3 separate regions of the Homo sapiens genome follow, and regions 2 and 3 are each linked to region 1. Evidence: chromatin contacts called from ENCODE Hi-C or POLR2A ChIA-PET data. All regions are on one chromosome and are shown on one strand. Each heading gives the region's core, a stretch centred on a gene start or an enhancer-like site at or near the end of the contact. The rest is flanking DNA. Distances are from core to core; before and after follow the strand shown. Region 1 has its middle 65 kb from the start of RANBP6. Region 2 has its middle 18 kb from the start of ERMP1. Region 3 overlaps LOC107987046 (a long non-coding RNA gene).

The links. A loop is a pair of places that touch in the nucleus more often than their neighbours do. ChIA-PET counts read pairs that join two places held with the same protein, here RNA polymerase II (POLR2A). Pooled maps may share reads with other maps.
Region 2: a loop to region 1 is called in a pooled map, with 2.1 times the contacts of the local background. The contact joins two enhancer-like sites. A Hi-C loop is called at or near these places in 1 of 50 pooled maps. POLR2A ChIA-PET finds 5 or more read pairs at or near these places in 2 of 52 experiments (HepG2 and OCI-LY7).
Region 3: a loop to region 1 is called in a map of lower leg skin, with 3 times the contacts of the local background. The contact joins two enhancer-like sites. A Hi-C loop is called at or near these places in 5 of 168 maps with a recorded cell type or tissue (GM12878, GM13976, Jurkat and 2 more), 1 of 37 single-sample maps with no recorded cell type and 6 of 50 pooled maps. POLR2A ChIA-PET finds 5 or more read pairs at or near these places in 2 of 52 experiments (GM12878 and OCI-LY7).

The regions. Positions count from the first base shown.
Region 1 is chr9:6,078,652-6,082,111 of GRCh38, reverse strand. No RefSeq gene overlaps it. Among named protein-coding and RNA genes, the nearest start is that of RANBP6, 65 kb to the right of the region's middle. Within about 2 kb of position 1,756, at least 20 of the 41 ENCODE cell types and tissues checked have a DNase peak (open chromatin) inside an H3K27ac peak, as active enhancers do.
Region 2 is chr9:5,849,668-5,853,258 of GRCh38, reverse strand. It overlaps a transcript of ERMP1 not described here. Among named protein-coding and RNA genes, the nearest start is that of ERMP1, 18 kb to the right of the region's middle. Within about 2 kb of position 1,603, at least 5 of the 41 ENCODE cell types and tissues checked have a DNase peak (open chromatin) inside an H3K27ac peak, as active enhancers do.
Region 3 is chr9:6,301,231-6,304,579 of GRCh38, reverse strand. All of the region lies in intron 1 of LOC107987046 (a long non-coding RNA gene), which reads left to right. Among named protein-coding and RNA genes, the nearest start is that of TPD52L3, 25 kb to the left of the region's middle. Within about 2 kb of position 2,004, at least 2 of the 41 ENCODE cell types and tissues checked have a DNase peak (open chromatin) inside an H3K27ac peak, as active enhancers do.

The sequences.
Region 1 (3,460 bases), core at 507-3,006:
ATTTTTGCCTTAAATCCTTCTCCTTTTACCCCGCTGACTAAAACTTCTTCCGAAGAGCAGGTAAGACCAGGTGGAGGGAAACAAACAGAGGAGTGTGAAGCTCCTGAATCAACTAAAAAGGTGATAAATTCATGTTTAGGTCCTACCTCCAAATTTATCAAGGGCTCCTGGTGGGACTCAAAATAAAAGAGGCAGAGCCCCTGACTCCCCTATTGTTCTTCGGAAGTCATGAGTGTAAAAATTTCTCTCTCTCTCTTTATTTCAGGACATTCCCTCTTGAAGTGGCCTGTTCTTCCACATCTGTAGCCTCTATCTTGTCCTTCTTCCGTCTCAGTCTTAGCATTCTCAGCCCTTGCTCCCCTATACCACTTAGGGGGCTTATTAAATGAGGACCTTGACCCTCCAGATGGAGGCTTCAGTCCTCTAAAGGAGGGTTTAGGCCCCTTATAATCTCTGGCCCCTTGAAAGCCCTGCTTAGAGATATATGGATTTGGAGCCATCTGTTGGAAGGCAGAAAACATGAGTTTTGTCTTTTGTTTTTGTTTTTGTTTTCCTCATCTCTTCTCACATATACTTTTTGAGCCTCCCTGAGCAGTTCACTCAGAGGCTGGTCCTCCCAACTTTCTATCTTTCGTAATTTTCTTGAAATGTTTGGCCAACTTTTAGTAACAAAGTGAGGTTTTAACATTCCTCGTCCAAGGGGGTTTTCCAAATCAAGGCCTGCATATTGTCTCATTTGCTCCCTCAATCTGTTTAAGAATCTAGCAGGTCCCTCATCTTTTTCCTGTTGAATATCAAATGCTTTAGAAAGATTTTGAGTTCGGGGTACTGATTCTCGAATTCCTTTTATTATCATCTTCCTTAGGTCCTTCACGTTTTCCCAGTGATTTGCATTGTTATTGTCCCACTGGGGGTCTCGGGTGGGAAATTTATGGTCTGCAGGAGGAACATTTTGACCAGAAGGGTGCTCACATTCCCAAACCACCATAGCAGCCCTCCGAATCGTACTTCGTTCTTCCCCTGAAAAGAGGACACCCAAAATGGACATCAACTCAGCCCAGTGTATATCTGAGGCCCTAGAAATTGATCAATTTGATCTGCTACTCCATAAGGGTCATCCAATAATGGCTTAAGCTCCTTTTTTAAATTCTGGACTTCTGAACTGGTCAAGGGAGAGTTTACAAAGCCAATAGCCACCCCCTGTCCTTGTGGTACCACCCTTAGAGGAAAGAAAGTTGGATCTGGCTCTTTAGGTGTGGAGGGAAATGGAAAGTTTCGAATATCTTTTTTACATTGCTCTATTTCACATTGAAGCCCCTTTAAAGAGGGATACTTAATAGTTTTGTTGAGGAGGGGGGCAGGCTCACAAGATGGTAATTCTGCAAAGTGAGGATTATAGGCAGGAGGAGCAATATGAGTATATGAGTATAGAAACCACAGGTCGGGGAGGGATCTGCAGCAGCAGCTGGGGGAATGGAACACGGGCAAGTGACACAGGTGAGGGAGTGGCCTGAAACAGCTGGGCAGTAACCCGAAACCGCAGCCAGAGGGACGGAATCGGGAACAACTGGAAGAGTGACACAAGCAGGGGAGGGACCTGAAATGGAAACGGGAGCTGGAGGGGCGGGACTGGGGGGCAACCAGAAGAATGATGCAAACAGGGGAGGGACCTGAAACGGAAATGGGAACCAGAGGGGCGGGATCGGGGCGGCCAGAAGAGTGACGCAAGCAGGGGAGGGACCTGAAACGGGAACCGGAGGGGCGGGATTGGGGGCAGCTGGAAGAGTGACACAAGCAGGGGAGGGACCTGAAACAGGAACTGGAGGAGTGGGATGGGGGCACTGAATGGAGGAAGGTGATCTAGAGGGTCCCACGTGTTAGTGGGTGTGGGTTGTCTAGACATGGGAACTCTTTCCCTGCCAGAGGGGTTGGCTTCTGGCTTTCTCCCTCCGGAGTCTAAAGGGTAAAGGAGGATAGGTCCCTGCCACCAATAGAGGGTGTAATCAATTTCTTCCTGGGAAACAGGGCTCTTATCATTAACATGCTCAATTAAGAGCTGACAAATCCGCTCCTCATTTGACCCAAATTTTGGCCAGAAAAGTGAGGGTTTCAGGATGGGTTCTCGAGCCCAAATAAAACAAAAATATTTTATCATCTGCTGTTTTCGTTTATACTTGGTCCTCTCATTATCTTTCCAATACTTTAGCATAAGCCCCAAGGGGCTATCAGAAGGAATTTCATTGCTCTCTTGACTCTTTAGTTTTCCTGTCTTACATGAAACATTCCCCATCTTAGGGGTTATGGGGGGCTCTAACCTCTCCTGTTAGAGGTGTCTACCCCCCTCTTTCTAGAGGCTCAATGAGGCTTTAAGAGGGGGTTCAACCTGTTGTGTTGGAGGTGTCTTACCTCCCCCTTTCTGGAGGCTTAGCCTCTCCCGTTAAGGGTTTCCTGCATATCCTATAGCTCACCCCTCTGGAGGCTCCTTGTACCCTTCTTTCTCTTTGTCTACTGTGACTCTTCCTGCCCCTAGTCGATAGATGGCAACACGAAACCGCAGAGAAGACTCACTCACTCCACACAACCATAATGCTTAGCCCCATTCACACACTGTCAAACTCCAAATTATCCTGACCACCAAGGAAATACTTTGTCACCTTTGTGAAGTCTCCTACCTTTTTCCATGCACAAGAATTACCTGGTCCTCTTATTGCCACGGTCTTGCAAGCCTCTCCTCCCTGCTTTGCTGAGAACCCAGATTTATTCATCACAATGGGTGGGCCCTGACCCCCCTCACCCTCTGGCCACCATAACAAGACAGTGGGACCCCTGGGTGAGGTGACCAAAGACCCCCTTCCCAAAGGAGAGTATTTGAGCCCCAGAATTTGGGCACCAGAATTGTTGAGAATAATGCCCAAAATCCTAAGGAAATTGAACACTCAAACAAAGGATTCTTAACCAAGCAATTTTACTTTTGCGCAGAGGGGTGCTTCTCCTTGGCCGGTCACCATGAGAGCACACCTGAACAAAGGGGCATGAGAGCCTTTATTCCTAATGCAAGTCCTGACCCTGTACCCTTTCCCCATTGGCCGGGGTCGGGCCCTACAATCTAAACTAGTCCCAATTGGCTAAACATTTGAACCTTTTTTAGATAAGGTGGGCATATAAGGGAGACAGGGGAAAGGAGTAGGGGTGTCTGCAGTGAGCTAGAGAGCTAGTCTTCTTTCCAAATAAGGAAAGGAATGTGAGCTGGTACTGATAACGCCCGGTACTGTGGTGTTTCTGGGTATGTAACAAAGGCAGAAAGGAAGAAAAAAGAAAAAGAAAAAATGGGTGGGGGGTACCATGAATTAAAGAATAAAGGATTGATCAGGCTATTTGAAAAGAAACCTCATCATATTCCCACACCTAAAAAGCTATAGAGGGCTGGTGGTGTCATTTACTAAAATGGAGGAGACAAGAG
Region 2 (3,591 bases), core at 354-2,853, 230 kb after region 1:
CAGGACATAAATTTCCCTTTGTGAAGGTGGCATAAATTTCCACCCTTCTCCTGTATCAGAATGAAGAAAGTAACCTATCACTAGAGACAGAAAACTGGCACTGAGATGAGTTGGCATAAAGACACCTTACTAAAGCAACCCTTGCTTTCCATTACTTTCCCTGTATACTTCCTAGTCACTTTCCTACAATTTTTCACCCCCAGAAGCCCAAACCCGTTTCCTTTGTCCATAAAATAGATGCTTTTTCCCCTGTTAATCTGTCTTTTGCCAGTTTAATTCTCAGGCCCCAGACACTGAACCTAAGAGGGCAGAGGAAAAGGTTTTTGCTGGTTTGTTTGTTTTCTCCCCTGTAGTGAAAAGAACTAACAGGTGAGATGACCCTGTAGTCAGGAAAGGATTTTTATCTCATTTACAAAAACATGTTTCAGTGTGATGAATTGAATCCTATCAGTTGCTGTTATTAATTTTTCTATATCTTCCCTGATTTCAAAAAGCATGTTTGAGGCAGCTTATTAAAATACATACAAGGTTAAAAAAATAGATAGCTATCCTTAGGATTTGCAAGGTGTTCACTTAAAACATTCTTTTTTTTTTTTTTTAATGAACATTCTCATAAAACATTCTTAAAATGGTTGGCTTCTTTGCTGATATGGCAGTAACCAAAGATTCCAGTATTTGAGCACATAAAAAATTCTGCTGCTATGGTGGGGTACAGTGGTTCACACCTGTAATCCCAGCACTTTCAAAGGCTGAGGCAGCTGGATTACTTGAGCCCAGGAGTTCGAGACCAGCCTGGGCAACATGGCAAAAGACCATCTCTACAAAATATACAAAAATTAGCTGGTGGCAATGCCTGTAGTCCCAGCTATGAGGGAGGCTGAGGAGGGAGGTCACCTGAGCGTGGGAAGGTCAAGGCTGCAGTGAGCCTTGATCATGCCATTTCACTCCAGCTACATGACAGAATGAGACGCTGTCTGGAAAAAAAAAACAAAAAAACAAAAAAAAACACTCTGCTGCTTACCTGTGCCAGAAATAACAACATCTAAAGTGAATACTTAAGAAAAACTTAATGACTGCTTGATTACCCTTAAGATTCTGCATTCTTTATAATGTTCTTTGCATTTCAAAAGCAGCCTATTTATTGCAGAAATTTACTTAACCTTTTGCTTTACTTGAGCATGTATGTATGTTGCTTAGATAAAAGTAATGACATAAACGTCTATATAATCTTAGATTTCATTTTTACTTTGAAATGGGAGCTTTTTTATTTATAAGGTCATGAAAAACTAAGTGTTTTTATTAAGAAATGAGATTTTTTAATGGCAGAAAAAATGACTTGTTGACTCATTATGAAATCAAAATCTCTCCAAGCTTTTAAAAAACTACTTCAAGCCATTCGTTAAGTAATATTCCTTTGTAAATCATCTTAGATTTAGTATTATAGTGTTTTCTCAATTTTTATGTGTGTTAAAATCAATTTTGTGGGGTGTATGTGTGTGAAGGGGAAAGGTGACTCACAGTCACAGTACCTAGTTTTGCAACTTTCAGGCCTTGGTTTTGTAGCTCCAGCTGCCACAGACTTAACAGCTAGACTGATTCTGAGTAAGAACAAAAGGGTTTGACCATAGAAGGAAGTTCCTTTAAGATCCTTGTGAAATGGTTATAATAAGCAGGTTGACTCTTGCCCCTTGGAGAGCACCACCCTGTGTAAGGCTGATATGATCACGAACCCTCCCTCGCCTCCTCCCACTTCTATATATTATCTGTGTGCATGTGTTTCTTCTCTCCATCTTTCTTGCATGCTCTTTTCTTTTTCTCTGTCTGACCCAAGAGAAAGAGAAATGTATTGATGAAAAGTCTTTAAATAGTGTAATTAATTCATTTATAGCATGTCAGAATAAATCAAAAAAGGACATTTCTCTGTAAAAAATAGGTAAACAGAAACAAATGAAAGAAAAGCTATGACAGGAAAATAAGGTATAGCAAATGTATGCCATAAGGTGCTGTATGACTGCTAAAGGTGTGCCTCAGATTTGGCTCTGAGCTTCCTAGTAGATAGAGAAAAGAGAAGAACAAATCAATTACAAGATGCACTATGTTCACAAATTGGAAACATCTTGGAGGCTTTGCTTGATACCAGCACAGCATAGAGATGTTGGGCCTAAAAGGGCTAACATCTTCAGATTTTGTTCTGAAGGGTCTAAAAGAGGGAACACAGTGTGAGATCTTTGGGAATAAGTCAAGGGAGGATGTCAGGGCATGGGCAGTTCCTGGATGGGGGATTGAATTGAGGGTGAGGTAACTGATCAAAGCTCTGGAGTTTTCAAAGGATGCAACCTTGTTCCTCATTCATTCTCTATTCTTCAGAGTCCTGCCCTACCTCCTCAGAGCTTGCAAGCTAGGACATGGCCAGAAGGCTAGGGTAGAATTACAGGGTGGCTGCCCTTTCAGGTATAGCATTTGGTACCACTGTTCACAATGGCCATGGGTTTCCAACTCTGACTGCACATTAGAATCATTTGAGCCATTTTCCAAAATTATACAATTGCCTGGCACCATCCAAATTAACTGAATACTGGGATTGGGCCCAGGATTTTTTGTTGTTGTTGTTTTTGGGTTTTTCTGATGCTTCATCTAGTTCTTATGTAGAGTGAGAGTAGAGAACCACTGACAGTGAGCATTTTCAGAGGTTTACGAACTTCACGGTATCTCAGAGTCACAGGAGGAACTTGTTAAACATTCAGTTTCCTCAGCCACATGCTCCCTCCCAATTCCCCCAACCACCCCAGAAGGCCAGGGAATTTTCTATTTCTTTTTTTCTTCTTCTTCTTTTTTTTTTTTTTTTTTTTTTTTGAGACGGAGTTTCATTCTCGTCGCCCAGGCTGGAGTGCAATGGTGCGATCTTGGCTCACTGCAACTTTCACCTCCCAGGTTCAAGCAGTTCTCCTGCCTCAGCCTCCAAAGTAGCTGGGATTATAGGTGCCTGCCACCATGCCCAACTAATTTTTGTATTTTTCGTAGAGATGGGTTTCACCATGTTGGCCAGGCTGGTCTCGAGGAATTCTCTATTTCTAGCAAGCACTCAGGGTAATTCTGATGCCGATGATCCACAGAGTCACACTAGTCCACAGAGTGTAAAGGGGGGGAGACCTGGGCCCTGGCCTGCTCTGATAACAGCAGGCTGTGTGACCTTTTGGGCCTATTCCTTAAACACTCTGGGTTTGTTTCCTGATTGGTAAGAAATAACCTGTGGTGCCTACACTGCAAGGCCACGATTGAAATCCACAATCCCACCATGGATATGATTCTGTGTTCATTAATTTCGAGTCTGCTTGCTAAGAGCAATAAGGCATGTGTGAGTTTGGGGCATGGGTGGAAGAGTGCCCTTTGGCCTAGATTTTACTGTCTTGTGTCAAGATTTGGGTAGATTTATATGTGATCCAACTGGTAGGTAGCTAAACTTACCACTGCTAGCACAGGCTCTTCTATAAGAACCAAACATGCCAAAAGTGTGCTAGAACAGAGTAATTTATTTTAATAACACATGTGGCTCTGAAATAAACTTGTTATAACAGCATGGGTTTTATTAAC
Region 3 (3,349 bases), core at 755-3,254, 220 kb before region 1:
TTTGGCTGGGCCACAAAGCCCAGATATTTGGTCAAATATTATTCTAGATGTTTCTGTGAGGGTGTTTTTCAATAAGATTAACATTTAAATTGGTGGAGTTTGAGTTAAGCAAATTGCCCTCCATAATGGGGGTGGGCCTCATCCAATCAGTTGAAGGCTCTAATAGAACAAAGACTGATTGAGCAAGAAGGAACTCTGCCAGCAGACTGCCTTTGGTCTCTAATTGCAATTCTTACCTAAGTCTCCAGCCTGCTAGTCTATCTCATCCAATTTTGGACTCACTAAGCCTCCATAATCACATGAGCCAATTTCTTAAAATAACCCTCCCTTTCTCTCTATCACATCTTGTTGGTTCTGTTTCTCTGGAGACCCCTGACTAGTACACAAAGTAAAAGGTTAGGTAAGCTAGGGGACTTCAAAATGATTAACCTACCTTACAAATGAAAAATGGAATGAAAACAAATGGAAAAATAATTAGTACACTACTATTCTTCCCTCTGTCCCTCTCCCACAACTTCCACTTCTCTGAAGCCTTGACAAATGCAGGGACTAATTCTGTTTTCTGCACCGTTGTATCCATGTTGTTCACTATAATTTTTGCCATATCCTAGGCTCTTGTAAGTATTTTTTTGGCTGGATAAATGAATTGTTAGGAGTCTTAATTGTAGAACTGGGGGAAGGACTCATGCTAGTGTCACAGGAGCATGAAATTCAATGCAATTCTGATCAAAGTCTCAATTGTGTATTTAAGCCCTAAGAGCTAATTTTAAAATTCATATGTAAATGCAAAATATCAAGAATGGACAAGCCATTTTTGAAGAAATACAGGTTGGGAGGCTTGCTATACTGGAATCCTGGGTATTAGGATTTATAAAGCTACGTGTTCAAAGATAGACAAATAGATTAATGGAATAGAATAGAGAGTAAGAAATAGATCTTTGCATATATGGAAACTTAAAGCAAATCAGTGGAGAAAGAGTAGATGTTTGAATAAATGATGCCAAGGAAGTTGACTATCCATCCATGTGATAAAAATGAATTCTAGGTGCATTGATTTATTTTTTTAATTAAAAAACATTTTTTGAGACTGAGTCTTGTTCTGTTGCCCAGGCTAGAGTGAAGTGGCGCACTCTCAGCTCACTGTAACCTCTGCCTCCTGGGTTCAAGCGATTCTCCTGCCTCAGCCTCCCGAGTAGCTGGAATTACAGGCACCTGCCACCACGCCTGGCTAACTTTTGTATTTTTAGTAGAGATGGGGTTTCACCATGTTGGCCAGGCTGGTCTCAAACTCCTGACCTCAAGTGATCCACCTGCCTCAGCCTCCTGAAGTGATGGTATTACAGACGTGAGCCACTGCACCCCTTGTAGGTACATTAAGATTTAAATGTGAAAGACAAAATTATGAAATTGTTAGCAATGATATAGAAAAATGTCTTAATGACTTGAAGTAGGAGAGAATTTCTTAAATAAGAGAAAAAAGGACAAACCATAAAGGAAAAGATTCATAAATTCAACTCTATTAAGAATTTTTATTTACCAAAATACAGCAAAGAGAATGAAAACACAGGCACAAACTGGGAAAAGACATTTACAGTTGATGTAACTGACAAAAGGTCAGTACCCAGGATATACACATAACTTTTATATATCTTTTTCTAAGAGTCAATAGAAAATGGGCAAAACCTTGAATAGGCATTTCATAGTAGAGGAAAGCAGAATAGCCAATTAACCTATTAAAATATTCTACCTCATTAGTAATTAAGGAAATGCAAATTAAAACCATAACATAATACCATGTTACCCCACCCATGAGACTGGCAAAAATTAAATCTAACAATAAATAGTGTTGGTGAGAAGATGAAGCAAGAGGAACACATATACTTTGAGTGAGCATATAAACTGGTATAACCACTTTGAAAAAAATGTGGCATAAAAATGCTTATACCAACCATGATTCAGCAGTCCCACCCCCTAGAGAAACACTTGCACATTTGCACTGAGAGACATGTGAAGGAAGTGCAGGAATGTTCATAGCAGTGCAGTTTGTAATAGCAAGAAATGGAAACCAACTCAAATGTTTATTGACAGGTATAAGCCTCCCTGTTCATGAACAAGGAGGAAGGATGTTATGACTATCCCAACTGTTATATAGTTCATGAACAGTGTCTGCCATTTCATCTAACAGGAAAATTCAAAATAAATTGTTTCTTAAACTCAAGAAATGTTAACATGGTTTATTATGTTCCTTCTTTTTCCTTCCACTTTAAAAATAATTCACAAGCATTTAGGGATAAAGAGTACAGCGTCAACAACTGGCTATAAAAGAGGAATAATTTGCTGAATTGAATCTCTGCATTTTGGCAAGTCTAGAGTGGGAGTATACATGAAAAGATTTTTAAAGGCAATTTCAAGACTGACTTTGAGATCAGTTTGTCAGTCTCTAACTTGCATACGTACTCCATCTTCCTTTTGAAGCTGACTTACACCCTGGTAAAATGAGAACACAAAGGCCACGTGGAGGGTGTGGTCAGTTGTTTCTGCAATGGTAGCAGGCTAATGCCTGAGAGGACTACCTTTCTCTCATAGCTGAGCCTACTTCAGTAATTAATGAATAGAGCAGCAGTTGTAGGAATTGTTCATTTACCATCCATCAAATTATAACAGCTTTTCTAGTGAAGGCAGCAGTGTCAGGGTGAATATTTTCTCCATGTAGCTCACATATTTAAGAGTGCCCTTAAGAAAACCTAATTTTATCCACATCGTTAAAAGAATTGAATCTTACTCGTCTTTATTTATGCTCCAGATAGAAGCTATATTTCTATGTTTTTTAAAAGAAAGAAAGAAAACTCTAGGGGGAAACAGGGAGACGGGGAAGGGGAGGAGAGTCATGTTTCATATTCTAAAGAAAGAAAATATTGGAGACATTTTAGGTTGTTGTATTATGCAAAACAATAAACCCCAAGCAAACAGTCAAATACTGGAGGGGTCAGACACACTTGGCTTCTAAACCATTGTGCTTTGGGATGCCGAGCAGCAGATTCTTTTTTTCTTTTTTTAATTTTATTATTATTATACTTTAAGTTCTAGGGTACATGTGCACAGCGTGCAGGTTTGTTACATATGTATACATGTGCCATGTTGGTGTGCTGCACCCATCAACTCATCATTTAGCATTAGGTATATCTCCTAATGCTATCCCTCCCCCATCCCCTCACCCCACACCAGTCCCCAGTGTGTGATGTTCCCCTTCCTGTGTTCATGTGTTCTCATTGTTCAATTCCCACCTATGAGTGAGAACATGCGGTGTTTAGTTTTTTGTCCTTGTGATAGTTTGCTGAGAATGATGGTT